2 separate regions of the Homo sapiens genome follow, and region 2 is linked to region 1. A link is a contact called in ENCODE Hi-C or POLR2A ChIA-PET data. All regions are on one chromosome and are shown on one strand. The core of a region is the stretch at or near the end of the contact, and the rest is flanking DNA. Distances in the headings are between cores, read along the strand shown.

Evidence for each region. Hi-C counts contacts between places; a loop is a spot of excess contacts on that map. ChIA-PET counts read pairs that join two places held with the same protein, here RNA polymerase II (POLR2A). Pooled maps may share reads with other maps.
Region 2: a map of left cardiac atrium shows a loop between it and region 1 (2.7-fold over the local background). The contact joins two enhancer-like sites. A Hi-C loop is called at or near these places in 2 of 168 maps with a recorded cell type or tissue (MCF 10A and left cardiac atrium) and 5 of 50 pooled maps. POLR2A ChIA-PET finds 5 or more read pairs at or near these places in 4 of 52 experiments (MCF 10A, WTC11 and activated naive CD4-positive, alpha-beta T cell).

The regions. Positions count from the first base shown.
Region 1 is chr10:5,945,747-5,953,153 of GRCh38, reverse strand. It overlaps IL15RA (interleukin 15 receptor subunit alpha), which reads left to right. Exons shown (of 7, transcript NM_002189.4): 7 at 1-770. The coding sequence ends at 59. It overlaps LOC105376384 (a long non-coding RNA gene), which reads left to right and starts at 7,240. Exons shown (of 2, transcript NR_188180.1): 1 at 7,240-7,407. Within about 2 kb of position 2,513, at least 19 of the 41 ENCODE cell types and tissues checked have a DNase peak (open chromatin) inside an H3K27ac peak, as active enhancers do.
Region 2 is chr10:6,096,819-6,104,225 of GRCh38, reverse strand. It overlaps RBM17 (RNA binding motif protein 17), which reads right to left. Exons shown (of 12, transcript NM_032905.5): 2 at 7,038-7,178; 3 at 2,839-2,955. The coding sequence starts at 7,160. Among named protein-coding and RNA genes, the nearest start is that of RBM17, 11 kb to the right of the region's middle. RefSeq lists enhancers at 6,703-7,303, 7,407. Within about 2 kb of position 2,830, at least 2 of the 41 ENCODE cell types and tissues checked have a DNase peak (open chromatin) inside an H3K27ac peak, as active enhancers do.

The DNA of each region.
Region 1 (7,407 bases), core at 1,264-3,763:
TGACTTGGGGGACCAGCAGCAGAGATGAAGACTTGGAAAACTGCTCTCACCACCTATGAAACTCGGGGAAACCAGCCCAGCTAAGTCCGGAGTGAAGGAGCCTCTCTGCTTTAGCTAAAGACGACTGAGAAGAGGTGCAAGGAAGCGGGCTCCAGGAGCAAGCTCACCAGGCCTCTCAGAAGTCCCAGCAGGATCTCACGGACTGCCGGGTCGGCGCCTCCTGCGCGAGGGAGCAGGTTCTCCGCATTCCCATGGGCACCACCTGCCTGCCTGTCGTGCCTTGGACCCAGGGCCCAGCTTCCCAGGAGAGACCAAAGGCTTCTGAGCAGGATTTTTATTTCATTACAGTGTGAGCTGCCTGGAATACATGTGGTAATGAAATAAAAACCCTGCCCCGAATCTTCCGTCCCTCATCCTAACTTTCAGTTCACAGAGAAAAGTGACATACCCAAAGCTCTCTGTCAATTACAAGGCTTCTCCTGGCGTGGGAGACGTCTACAGGGAAGACACCAGCGTTTGGGCTTCTAACCACCCTGTCTCCAGCTGCTCTGCACACATGGACAGGGACCTGGGAAAGGTGGGAGAGATGCTGAGCCCAGCGAATCCTCTCCATTGAAGGATTCAGGAAGAAGAAAACTCAACTCAGTGCCATTTTACGAATATATGCGTTTATATTTATACTTCCTTGTCTATTATATCTATACATTATATATTATTTGTATTTTGACATTGTACCTTGTATAAACAAAATAAAACATCTATTTTCAATATTTTTAAAATGCATTAAGAGAATCACCAAGGAGAAATGTTCCACATAAAGGAGGAGAAAGAGTAGGAAGGCAGAGTCCAAGGTGACTGAGTTCAGGTGTTCTTTCCAGAAGGAGAAAAAGCCTTGCCTAAAGCTGGCTCCGGTCACAGTTTTGGGGAATTTCCCACAATTCCATGTGAGGAGAAGCAGCATTATCTAATCCACACAGTGGCAAGTCTGGGCTCAGCTCCCCAGTGGTATACACATCGTCTCTTCCCTTCTTCTTCTCTTACTTTCTTTGCTGTTTTTGACATTTATTTCTAAAATCATGGGCCTAACCCCACCTCCTCATTTTATAGATGAGAAATTGAGGACTGGAGAAATTGTTCTGCCTGCAGCCATGAAGCTTGGTTAATGCCAGAGCTGGATCAGAGCAGGAGCTGGGACACTGGGCGCAGTGACTCACACCTGTGATCCCAGCACTTCAGGAGGCCGAGGCAGGAGGATTGATCGAGCCCAGGAGTTCAAGAACACCCTGGGCAACATAGTGAGACCCCATCTCTATAAAAAAAATTTTTTTCTTGAAGCAGTCTTGCTCTGTCACCCAGGCTGGAGTGCAATGGCGAGATCTCAGCTCACTGCAGCCTCTGCCTTCCAGGTTCAAGCAATTCTACCTCAGCCTCCCAAGTAGCTGGAACTACAGGCATGTGCCGCCACACCCTGCTAATATTTATATTTTCTTAGTAGAGATAGGGTTTTGCTATGTTGGCCAGACTGGTCTCAAACTCCTAATCTCAAGTGATTCACTCACCTCGGCCTCCTAAAGTACTGGGATTACAGGCGTGAGCCACGGCGCCCAGCCAAAATTTTTTTAAAAAACAAAAGTAATAAGAAGTGTAGGTGGGGCGGGAGGGGAGCAGTCCTGGCTGAAAACCAGCCACCAACTGCCCCTTGTACAGCCAGGGGGAAGAGGGAGCCACTGTGAGCATTTGGGAGATGGGGCATGGGCATAGTGCCCAATCCACATGTCATCAGACATTCTCAAAGTGCCATTTTTCACTGACTTCTTTTTTTGTGGGGGAGGGGACAGAGTCTCACTGTGTCACCCAGGCTGGAGTGCAGTGATGCAATCTTGGCTCACTGCAACCTCCGCCTCAAGCAATTCTCATGCCTCAGCCTCTGGAGTAGCTGGGACTACAGGCACAGGCACACACCACAACACCTGGCTAATATTTTTTTTTTTTTTTTTTTTTTTTTTTTTTTTGAGACTGAGTCTTGCTCTGTCGCCCAGGCTGGAGTGCAGTGGCACAATCTCGGCTCACTGCAAGCTCCGCCTCCTGGGTCCATGCCATTCTCCTGCCTCAGCCTTCCCGAGTAGCTGGGACTACAGGTGCCCACCACCATGCCCGCCTAATTTTTTGTATTTTTAGTAGAGCCAGGGTTTTGCCATGATGGCCAGGATGGTCTCTTGAACTTGTGAGCCCAAGCAGTCTGCCTGCCTCGGCCTCCCAAAGTGCTGGGATTACAGGCATGAGCCACCACACCTGACCATTTTTTTCACCGATATCTGCCTGCCTTCAGCTTAGATGCCTTCATCAAAATCAGAGGAGGCTTCTCCACGTGGCTGCTTGGGCTTCCTCACAGCACGGTGGGCTCAGGCTAGTCACACTGGCTGAAAGAACATAGAAACTGCCAGGCCCCTGACAGGCTGGTCCAGACACTGGCACGCATCACTTTTGTGGCATTCTATCCGTCGAAGCGAGTCACAAGGCTGGCCCAGGTTCAAGCGGCCAGGAATGATGAAAGGGAAGGAAGGAATCAACACAGGTCCTTTGGCACCCATCCACTGTACCTTTCAGGGCCATCAGGAAGTGCAATTGCCTTTCAGTCCTCAGCACTCAGTAAATGCCAGCAAATATTTGGGTGAATGAATGGGCAGAATGACCAGGAGGTCAGCATCTGCCAGGTGCTGGGAAGAGTCCGTCCTTTTTTATTTTTATGTTGAAATGGAAAGAGTACACAGAACTCTGAAGGGTGATGGGAGCACCGTATTCTAAATCTCAGCATCACACAATATACCCGTGTAACAACCTGTACATGTTCTCCTGAGTCCAAAATAAAAAAAGAAAGTTCTATAGCTGTGAGGCCTTCAGTCCCCACGTCTTCAGCTGCCACAAGTCTAAATGATTCACATCTCCTCCTCTTCTCTCCTTCCCTGCCCTACACATTTGCCTTGAAGAAAAAGGATTACTCTTCACCTTTTATATTTTGCCTTGATTTTTCTTGATCAAGAAATAAGACTTTTTTTTTGAGACAGAGTCTTGCTCTGCTGTCCAGGCTGGAGTGCAATGGTGCAATCTCAGCTCACTGCAACCTCCACCTCCTGGGTTCAAGTGATCCTCCTGCCTCAGCCTCCCAAGTAGCTGGGATTACAAGCGTACACCACCACACCTGGCTAATTTTTGTATTTTTGGCAGAGACAGTGTTTCACCATGTTGGCCAGGCTGGTCTCGAACTCCTGACCTCAGGTGATCCAACCGCCTCAGCCTCCAAAGTGCTGGGATTACAGGCTTGAGCCACCGTGCCTGGCAAGAAATAAGACTCTTAACTCCCCCCACCACTTTTTTAAAACCACTTACGTTCTTTATTCCCTTGTATAGATGCAGATTTCCATTTTCTTCCTGCCTAACTTTTTAAAATATATCTTGTGGTGTGACTTTCCCCGTTTAAACCCTTCTTCAGACATTAGGAAGTGGGAGAGCAGGGATCAAAAGACACCCTGTTTCTCACTGCTCACCCCCCTGTTCCCCAAGGACTTCTTCCTCTTGGCTGAGGCTGCCACCTCCTGGCTTGGAATTTCACAGCACAGAGCGGACTCCCCGAGTACTGCGGGTTTGTCTCACCCCAGGGCTGTGCTCCTTGCAGGCAGGACCAGCCCGACCCAAATCACAGCCTCCCCCACCTCACACTGCTAGGCACTAATCAGAACTCAATGTGTGCATATTTTAGGTAATATTAGGCACTATATTACCGGGGGATTTAATTGACACTTTACTTCCCTAAGTGACTGTAAATCCACCCATTCTAGTGGTGCTGTTCTTAGCTATTCAGGATGAAACACCTCCTCCTCTCCTGAAACCGTCCGTCCCTCATCCTGACTTGCAGCTCACAGAGAAAAGTGACATACCTGAGGCTCTCTGTCAATTACAAGGCTCCTCCTGGCGTGGGAGATGTCTATAGGGAAGACACCAGCGTTTGGGCTCCTCCCAATGACCCTGTCTCCAGCTGTGCTGCACGCACTGACAGGGAGCCGGAAAAGGTGGAGGAGATGCTAAGCCCAGTGAATCCTCTCCATCGAAGGATTCAGGAAGAAGAAAACTCATCTCAGCGCCATTTTACATATATATGCATTTATACTTCCTTGTCTGTTATATCTACACATTATATATGATTTGTATTTTGACATTGTGCCTTGTATAAACAAAATAAAATATATATTTTCAATATTTTAAAATGCATTAAAAGAATCACCAAGGATGGCCGGGCAGGGTGGCTCATGCCTGTAATCCCAGTACTTTGGGAGGCCGAGGCGGGTGGATCACCTGAGGTCAGGAAATTGAGACCAGCCTGGCCAACATGGTGAAACCCCATCTCTACTAAAAACACAAAAATTAGCCTGGCGTGGTGGTGAGCGTCTGTAATCCCAGCTATTTGGGAGGCTGAGGCAGGAGAATCACTTGAACTCTGGGGGTGGAGGTTGCAGTGAGCCGAGATCATACCCCTGCACTCCAGCCTGAGAGACGCAGCGAGACTCCAATTCAAAAAAAAAAAAAAAATCACCAAGGAGAAATGTTCCACACAAAGGAGGAGAAAGAATGGGAATGCAGAATTCCACTGGGGCTCCTCCATCCTGTTGGGGTGCCTCATCACCCACTGACACAGACGGGCTGACCTCCCCTCTCCCTGCTCTCCCCACGCGTGGGCACCTGGCCTGGGCGTGGCCTCCAGGGCCTCTCAGCTAGACTACAAAGCTGTTGAATACAGAGAATGAAGAGCACAGAACTCACAGGGCAGTGGCCAGCAGTGGCCTCAGAAGCTCTGACTGGCTGCTGGGCCTCCTGTTCTGGGCTCTCCAGGCGTCTTTAGGTCCTAACCATATTCCAAACCTAAGCCTCCCATTTTCCGGGATTCTATGAGCCCCTCGTATCTTTCCAATACATTTTTTTTTCTTTATAACAGATTCTGTTTTCATTACTTGTCACTGAAAAGTTCCTAGCTGATATGAAATTCGGTACCAGGAGTGGGTATTGCAAATTATGGAGAAGAGGGGAGATAAGGAGTGTCTGCGGCTGGTTATCTGCCTTAGGGACGAGAGAAAAGAGTGAATGTTCTGATGATATGCAGAGACAGGAATGGAGCGGCCCAGGGAATTCGGTAATTAGTTCGCCAGGAGGTGCCTGGGATGTCATGCCTGCTGCAAGCCTGGCTCTCAGAGACTATGTTGCGTCCATCCTGAAATCGTATGGATATGAGAAATCTGAGCCCATAGTGGGTAGCTGCTTTTAATGTCACTGAAAAACTTAGAGAATAAGAAGTTCAAATCTCTAAAGTCTGAATTCAAGCCACAGGCTGAAACCTAAAGACTGCCTAGAACAACGCGGAATTTCATTCCTTACAGATGCGAGGCCAGGATATCTGAAAACCCATCTTAAGAGTCTGAGCCTTTGGCTGGGCGCCGTGGCTCATGCCTGTAATCCAAACACTTTGGGAGGCCGAGGCAGGTGGATCGCTTGAGTCCAGGAGTTCAAGACCAGCCCAAACAACATGGCGAAACCCCTGTCTCTACAAAAAATACAAAAATTAGCCAGTTGTGGTGGCATGTGCCTGTAGTCCCAGCTACTCAAGAGGCTGAGGTGGGAGAACTGCTTGAGCCCAGGAGGTAGCAGTGAGCCGAGATCATGCCACAGCACTCCAGCCTGGATGACAGAGGAGACACAGTCTCCAAAAAAAAACAACAGTCTAAGCCGTCAAGTTGTTGGAAGAACATTAGCTGAATCCATGGCCCCAGCAGGTTTCCCAGCTGAAGGGAGAGCACTGATTGGAGAAGGGCGAGGTTCCTGTACTGGATTAAAAATGTAGGGGGACATTTGGAGGACTCACAGGATCCCCCACCCTCCCTTGTCCTCAGAAGCAGCCCTCTGTTCTGCCTGACAATGCTGCAACATTGCCTCCTGCTCGAGGGGGGCATCTTGCAAAAGGAAGTCTGTTCTGCTGACAATTTCCTCCCCCTGTCCCATTCTGCATGGGGAGAAAACTTTGCTGAGAATCCCAATCAGACCCTCAGGATCCCAGGAATCAGCCTGTTCCGTGGAAACAAGAGCTCCCCAAGGCTGGGCCGGGCCCTGCTGCAAGCACCTCCACCCCCACGTCCCACCTGCGGCCTCCTCACAGGCCAAGCCCGTAGCCAATGCCCAATGCCCCTGTCCTTCCTTCACAGTCTCCTACATCCAACTCACCTTCCAGAACCAGATCAAGTTTACCTTCTCCAGGAGCCTCTGTTGTTTCAGTTTTGGAGGGTTTTTTTTTTTGAGACAGAGTCTCGCTCTGTCGCTCAGGCTGGAGTGCAGTGGCACGATCTCCACTCACTGCAACCTCCGCCTCCCGAGTTCAAGCGATTCTCCTGCCTCAGCTTCCTGAGTAGCTGGGACTACAGGTGCGTGCCACCATGCCCAGCTAATTTTTATATTTTTGATAGAGACAGGGTTTCGCCATGTTGTCCAGGCTGATCTGGAACTCCTGATCTCAAGTGATCCACCCGCCTTGGCCTCCCATAGTGCTGGGACTACAGGCGTGAGCCACCATGCCCAGCCCCGGAGCCTTGGCTAATGACTCAGTTGTACAAAATCATTTGCCTCTGAGCCTTCATAACACTTATTATCGGTGCTATTCATGTGGCATCTGCAAAATACTATCTTTGTGCAGTGGAAAGAAGATAGAACTTAAAAGCCTGAGTGTCGAGCATCCATTCTACCCTTTGCTGAGCATCCATTCTACCCTTTGCTGGCCCTGTCACTTGGAGACACTACACACACGGACATTGCCTCATCTTTGTAGTGGGGATGACGGCACATGCACTCCCTTCCCAGAGGCGTGAGGGTCACAGGAGACCCTGGCGTCTGTCTCTCCCCTCGCTAGCCACTAGAGATCCTGACAGTTAAGCCTGGTACTAATCCTCAAGAAGTTTACAGCCTGGTCAAAAAGAGAAGCATACCGGAACAAATATGAAACAAAACCTTACACCACAAGCACACACACTAATGGGACACGAGCCCAGTAAAGGCAGAAATGGCTCCAAGGCCTGGAAGCTTGAGGAATGCAGGATGTGAGTTGGAAGGATGGGTGGAATTTAAATAAACGGGCAGGGAGCATTCTAAATGGTGGGGGGGGGCGGTGGAGGCAAAAACCCAAACAGGAAATTGAGCAACACGTTCAGGAAAGACAGAGCATGGCTGCTGGGCAGCCAGGTCAACCGGACGGCAAGGCAGGGGTTGGCCGGGGAAGCACTGCGCCGCCCCTGCATGCCCTGCATCCTCGGGTCCTGGGAGGGCTGCTCAGTAACTGGAAGGAAAATGAAACTGAAAAAGAGCAAGGGTCCCGTA
Region 2 (7,407 bases), core at 1,581-4,080, 150 kb before region 1:
AGCAAAACGAGAGGCAGAGCACAGCCAGTATACTAGGAAATACATGAGCAGACACAGAACTTTACCCTAGGCTGGCAGCCTCGGTCTACACGTGGTGCTGGAAGCCCTGACCCCACTTTCCTAAACCTTCCCACACTTTCTCCTGTTAGTGTTCTTAGCATAATTCTTCGTTATTATCTGTAACAATAAGATGCCTTCTCTGGTTTTGAAAGACACCTCAAACAAGCACAGGTTAGGATTAGTGTCCCCATTTTTTTTAAAACACACATGCAAAACAACAAGGATTCATGTCCTTGAGCGCCCAGTCTGTACCTCTTACAGGAGGTACAATGTCCAACTGTATCAAAGGCAAGAAGGTCGTTTGTAAACGTGTTTCCTGCTTGAACACAGAACTGACAAAATCAAGACAGCTTACACGCCATATTAACAGACCTAAATCGAACAGTTCCTGTGTTTCATGGTTCGGTGTGACATTTTGCACTATAAAACAAACACTTCACCATTTCCTTACGACGAAATATCAGGAAATGCTATGATCCAATGAATAAGAGCAATTAGGAAAATAACTATAATCACCTCCCAGGCCCTACCCACTGGAAAATGTATTTAATGTAGGGCTCCTAAAGGTTAGTTATACATTTGTATTCATTTTATAAAAGACATTTAAAAAATACAAAAGCACATGAAGATTTCTTTTCAGTTATTATTTAGAGAGAAAATGACAACCAGCCACTCAATTTATCTAACACAATTATCACAACGTGTCTAAGAGAACAAACTGTCAATATGAAGGTTCATTCTCTGACACTTCAAAATTTCAAAGAAAAAAACTTTTACATATAAACCCTGCTATGCTTAACAATGAAATCAATCATCCTTTTCTAAATGCTGCAATGAATAAAGTGATTTGTTCAATTTAAAAAAATTAAAATGTTAATACCCTCAATGCTGAGGGGGGAGGATGGGGTAAAATTCACCCTCATATGCCTGAGGTGATACTGTGCACTGCTGGGAGTAAACTGGTGCCAGAACAGATTGGCCATAAAAATGGCTGATATCTTAATGCCACCTCAGAAAATCTAAGAAAATAACCCTAATTACATAGAAACATCTCTGTAAAGATGTTCATTAGAGGGCCGGGTGCAGTGGCTCATGCCTGTAATCTCAGCAATTTCGGAGGCCAAGGCATGTGGATCGTTTGAGCTCAGGAGTTCAAAACTAGCCTGGGCAACATGGTGAAACCTCATCTCTACAAAAAATTAGTCAAATGTGGTGGCATATGCCTGTGGTCCTAACTACTCAGTAGACTGAGGTGGAAGGATCGCTTGAGCCCAGGAGGAGGAGGCTGCAGTGAGCCAAGATTGCACCACTGCTCTCCAGCGTGGTGACAGAGCAAGACCCTGTCTCAAAAATAAAAACCACAAAAAGATGTTCATTAGAGTGGTATTTATAAAGGCAATGTAAAAGCAAATCTAGGTGGTTTTACAGTTAGGGAATACTTGTGTAAATTATGATGCATTCGCTTAATGAGAATTAAAAACTGATCGTGAAAACTATGTAACAAGGAGGAAAAAGGCTTACTCATTAAATAGGAGACTAATATTATAGGTACTAGAACCAATACACGATTACAGAAGAAACTATGAACCAGTTTTTAAATTAGATGTAGCAGGAATAAACTAGGTATCAAATTTATGGGGGAAAATGCTCAATGACTAGGAATCAGCAAAAAAACACCTCCACCATGTGGTGCTTCCCCTCCAGAAGAACTACCAGCCCTCAGGAACAGCACCCGCTCCCCTCAGAAAAGGACAACTCAAGGGTAAGCTGCAGCCACAGACTGGCCCAGAACATAAGCAGGACAGGCAGGAGACGGAGCCCAACCCAGAACAGTGACGTGAAACAGATGGGCAGGAGTGTGCCCTTTGCCCCAGCCTGATGCAGCCCTTCCCACAGGTGGTGGGGAGGACAGGCGCGCCTTGCTAAGAAACTGTCTCGATAGCACTATTATTAATCTTTTGGTCATTTTTCATCAAGCGGTTTTGTGCAATTCATGATGCTGTTTAAATGACCACAGTCATTATTTGAACGCCATCTGTGGAAAGATAAATGTATACTTAAATTGTGGGTATAATTTTAACTAGTTTATTCACTCATTTTACCTCATTTTGTCTAGTTTTAACTATGATTTTGAGTTATCCTTTTCCAGATCTTCTTCATCCTCAATAACCCAATTTATAGAGTTGACCACATGTTTGTTTTTAAGCATATGTAAAATCACTGGAATCATACAGGTTAGGGTGGTAGAAGTGGGTTTTAAAACCCCTTTCTCTGTTTTAATCCACAATAAATCAGTAAGTACTAACACTGTTTATGATAGCAAAAAATAGAAACAACCCATATATCCAGCATTAAAGGAATTAAATTATAGTCCATCTATATACAAGGGAATATAGTGAAGCCATAAACGTGATCATACAGTCCTGTATTTTTTGACAGAGTCACAACGTATTAAGTAAGAAAAGCAAGTTAGCAGAAGGTGGAGTAGGCACAGGATGGAAAAATATTACGTTTTTCACTTCCGGATTGTATGACTGAAGGTAATTTGTTTTTCTTTCTGCGTATCTCTAGTTTCTGATTTTTCTACAACAAACTATTTAATTTCAAATAGATACATTTTAAAATTGGCAAAACAGAAGTAAAAATTAGGTGGAAAATGATACTAACTTGGTTTCAAAGGCCCACCAAGGAGGCCATCTGTTAAGAGTAACTCATATGCAAAATAAGCCACATGGGAACAGAGACACGTATCAAGCTCACAGGCAGGCGCGGGCTTACCTTCAGCCCAGCTGCTACATGCGGTGGAGTGTCCACAATTTGCCGGTCATCTGAGGAGCCACCTCGCTTCAGGTCAATGACTGGGGCGAGGACTGTACTTTGTTTCGTCCTTTGGCTCTAAAATCATCAAAAACAAGGAAAACATACTGAAGTTTCAAATTAAAATTCACACTGTTTGCAACAAAGATTTTCTTTCTGGTCCCTGCAACAAACCTTTGAGATATGAGAAAACCATAATCTCAAAACAACAGCCTTTTAATTTATTACTATAATCATATATTATTTTCTTTCAGCTTTTTCAAAAACATGAGATTTTCTCCATTTCTGTGAAAGGTTTACAGTAAACTTAGTCACTTTCAAAAGATACTTGGGGATAAGAGTTTTGTTCCCTCCTACTAGGATATAGAATCCTTCCTATCTCCTTTATTATGAATCTACAAAAAAAAGTTTTTAAAAGAAAATCATTTCTATACATTCAATTATTGTTAATGTTCTACCATACTTCTTGCCCTTACACCTGTATTTTTTGCTAGACCATTTGAAAGAAAGTTGGAGACATCATGACACTTCACCCCAATCTCCTGAAACCGTGGACATTCTCCTGTCAGATTACTACCCCTAATAAAATCACTAATTCCCATGTCATTTCCCATCCAGTTCACATTCAGATTCTCCAAGATATCCCAAAAATGTCCTTTAAACAGCTGATTTTTTTTTTGAACCAGGATCCTACCAAAGTTCCTGAAATGCTTTTGGTTTTTAAGTGTCTTGATTAAGAACAGTCCCTCTTCCCCATCATCATCATCACCATCATCTTCATCTCCTCTTCCTTTTTTTCCTCTGACACTATCTTGTAAAATGCTGTTTGTTCTAGATCTGTCTAATAACTACCTGGTTATTTAGTTGAGCTTGTTCCTCTATGCCTTGTAATTCCTGAAACCTGGAGGTTAAAGGCCTGATCGAATTCAGGGTAAAGCTTTTAGGCAGGAACACTTCCCAGGTGAGGCAGTGTGCCCCTTCCTGCAACACACAGCAGGCACACTGCGTCAGGCCGTCTAACAGCAATGCTAAGGTTGATCATATGGGTATGGTGGTAACCATTAGATCTTTTGATTAGAAAGGTTTAATTTTTCTCTTTTGCAATTTAAAGTGTTACAAATTTTCATTACCACTATAAAAGGCACAAAATAAGCCTTCATCTCTCTTGAATATAACAATACTTATAAATTTAAGCAAACAAAATTTAATCCAATTAACAACTCACAAAGTAAATACGAAAGTTTACAGAACGGAAGGGGGATTTATTAGAATCACATATTTTCTTTCTTTCTTTTTTTTTGAGATGGAGTCTTGCTCTGTCACCAGGCTGGAGTTCGATCTCGGCTCACTGCAACCTCCGCCTCCCAGGTTGAAGCAACTCTCCTGTCTCAGCCTCCAGAGTAGCTGGGATTACAGATGCACGCCACCACACCGGGCTAATATTTGTATTTTTATTAGAGATAAGGTTTCACCATGTTGGTCAGGCTGGTCTCAAACTCCTGACCTCAGGTGATCCACCCGCCTTGGCCTCCCAAAGTGCTGGGATTACAGGTGTGAGCCACCACGCCCAGCCAGAATCACATATTTTCTATTATTATTATTTTCTATTCAATATAGAGTTGGCCCTCTGTATCTACAGGTTCCACATCTAACCCCAGGCTGAAAATATTAAGAAAATAAAACAATACAACAAAAAATACAAATAAAAAAACCAATACGGTATAACAACTTTTTACACAGCATTTACATTGTGTTAGGTATTGCAAGCAATCCACAGATGATTTAAAATATGGGAGGATGTGTGTTAGTTACGTGCAAATACCACACCATTTTATATAAGGGACTTGGGCACGCTTGGATTTTGGTATGGGCAGGGGGGTCCTGGAACCAATCCCCTGTGGACACCAAGAAACAACTGTATTTTTTCAAATGGAGATACAAATGAAACCACAGCTTCAAATTTTCTCTACCAAATAAATACCTTTACAGGTTTGGCTAGGCCAATCTAGTATTCTGAGTAACTAAACAGCCTAAGAGAATGCAATCTTCACTTCCCTTAAAAAAAAAAACCCACAAAACTAACTGTACATAGCAATCTCAAAAGTTTTATAAAGTTAGTAGAAATAACTTCACAAGCTACCTCAAGTTTTAAAAATCTATATGAGGCCGGGCACGGTGGCTCACACCTGCATCTTCCCTGCAAAGCAAAAGTTACATGAAATCTACAAAGATTTTATAAATGTACTTTTAAAAAAAATTAAAGAGAAAAACGAGGTTTTGCTAACCCTCCTTACATTTGGAATGAAACCTTGTTTTAAAAAAAACACAAAATACTGGCATCCAAAAAATCTAAATTTGGTAATGATGAATTTTAAAAACACAAAAAAACCTCTCTACAATACTGAACAATCAAATGTAAGCACTTCCATGTAAGTATCTATTGATGTGGTAAAGGGAAAAGAAAAATGAGTAGAACTTTTAAGAAAAAAAACCTGTGTATTGGCCGGACACGGTGGCTCACGCCTGTAATCCCAGCACTTTGGGAGACCAAGGCAGGCGGATCACGAGGTCAGGAAATCGAGACCATCCTGGCTTACAAGGTGAAACACCGCAGGCGCAGTGGTGGGCGCCTGTAGTCCCAGTTACTCAGGAGGCTGAGACAGGAGAATGGCGTGAACCTGGGAGGCGGAGCTTGCAGTGAGCTGAGATCATGCCACTGCGCTCCAGCCTGGGCTACAAAGTGAGACTACGTCTCAAAAAAAAAAAAAAAAAAAAAAAAAAAAAACAAAAAACCTGTGTATTACGGAAATTTTCAAACATGAAATTAGAGATTAATATTAATTCTTAAGTCTCTACTATCCACATCCAGTTTCAACAATTATCAACTCATGGGTAGTTCTGTTCTTCCCTCCCTCCCCTGCCCGGGACTGAATTGTTTAGAAGTAAATCCCAAAAATGACATCATCTTATCGGTAAATATTTCAGTACACATCTCTAAAGTACTTTTTCTCAACTTTAATTACTGCCTCCCCAGCAAGGAGCCTTTGACTAAATTTTCTCCCGCACATGAAATTTTCACACCACAGATACACTGTGCACAACACGAGCAAGGTTTTTTCACCCCCAAAAAGACCAATATTCGCTCTGTTTGGGGGGATATAGCCTCCATTACGAATGCATACTCTAGAACATAAAGATCTCTAAAGTAGTAAACAAACCATAATACCATTCTCATGCCTACATTTTAATGGCAAATATCCAGTCGACAACTAGGTTTTTAATGTTTTACATGTTATTTCAAGGACATTGCCAATACCCAACATGTACACAACAGAAACAAAAGCAATCAGCATCCAGACTACCTATGCCTGACGCCTTCACAATCAACCTGAGCCCTCAATAAGTTGCACGCAGCAGCTTAGGTATTCTGTGGAGCTTCTTCCCAAAGTGCTGCTTCCAAACTACCTCCACCAAACCAGTAGGAATGCTACTTAAAAATTCCCACTCCTGGGGCTCCAGCCTGAACTACAGTTTACCAGAATATCAGGAGTAAGGCTACAAAATTAGCACCTTAAACAAGTTCTCACTCAATCTTAGACCTCCACTACTTAAGTTTGAAAAGCAGTGTCACTGCTGGTTCAGAGTACTGTTTTTTTGTTTGTTTGTTTGTTTGTTTTTGAATCGGAGTCTTGCTCTGTCGCTCAGGCTGGAGCGCAGTGGCGCGATCTCGGCTCACTGCAAGCTCTGCCTCCCGGGTTCACGCCATTCTCCTGCCTCAGCCTCCCGAGTAGCTGGCAGTACAGGTGCCCACCACTGCGCCCGCGGTGTTTCACCTTGTTAGCCAGGATGGTCTGGATCTCCTGACCTCGTGATCTGCCTGCCTTGGCCTCCCAAAATGCTGGGATTACAGGCGTGAGCCACTGCGCCCAGCCCCCGCAGAGTACTGTTTTTCTTCATTCCTACCCCACGAAATGTTCCTATTCCCAGGAGCCAGGAGTAGCAAAGTGGCCTTAAACTCCTCATTCCTCTCCCCCTACAAATGCTTAACACCATTTACCCAATACAAAGGCAGAAGAGCAAGCTGAAACCAAATTCCTTGTCATCCTAATGAGGAACCCACTCTGGAGGCCTCTGCTCTCATGCTCTGGGCTTGTCTTTACCTTTGCCTGAGTGAGAGCTGCCTTCTTCACCTGAAGCTGAGACTGCAGAAGTTTGAAGTTTTTGGACCAGCCTTCTGTTTTTGAGTCACTGGTCTCCACTCCTAGGTCATCGTACAGGGACATCTTTTCTTCAGTTTAATGCTGAAAGGCAAAAGGGGTGGGGATTAAAGAATGCACAATTCAATAAAGGCTTTTCATGTTAAAATAAGTATCATGAAATTTTAGAGGTAAAAGGTCCAGGACCTTTCAGCAACAGAGGCCCAGGCTCCTGGTACCATTAATGTAGGGCTATTCCTGATACATGAAGCTAGACCATGGATTATTTTTAAAATAAGCCTCTAAAATTCATTTTTCCATCTATAAGATCATG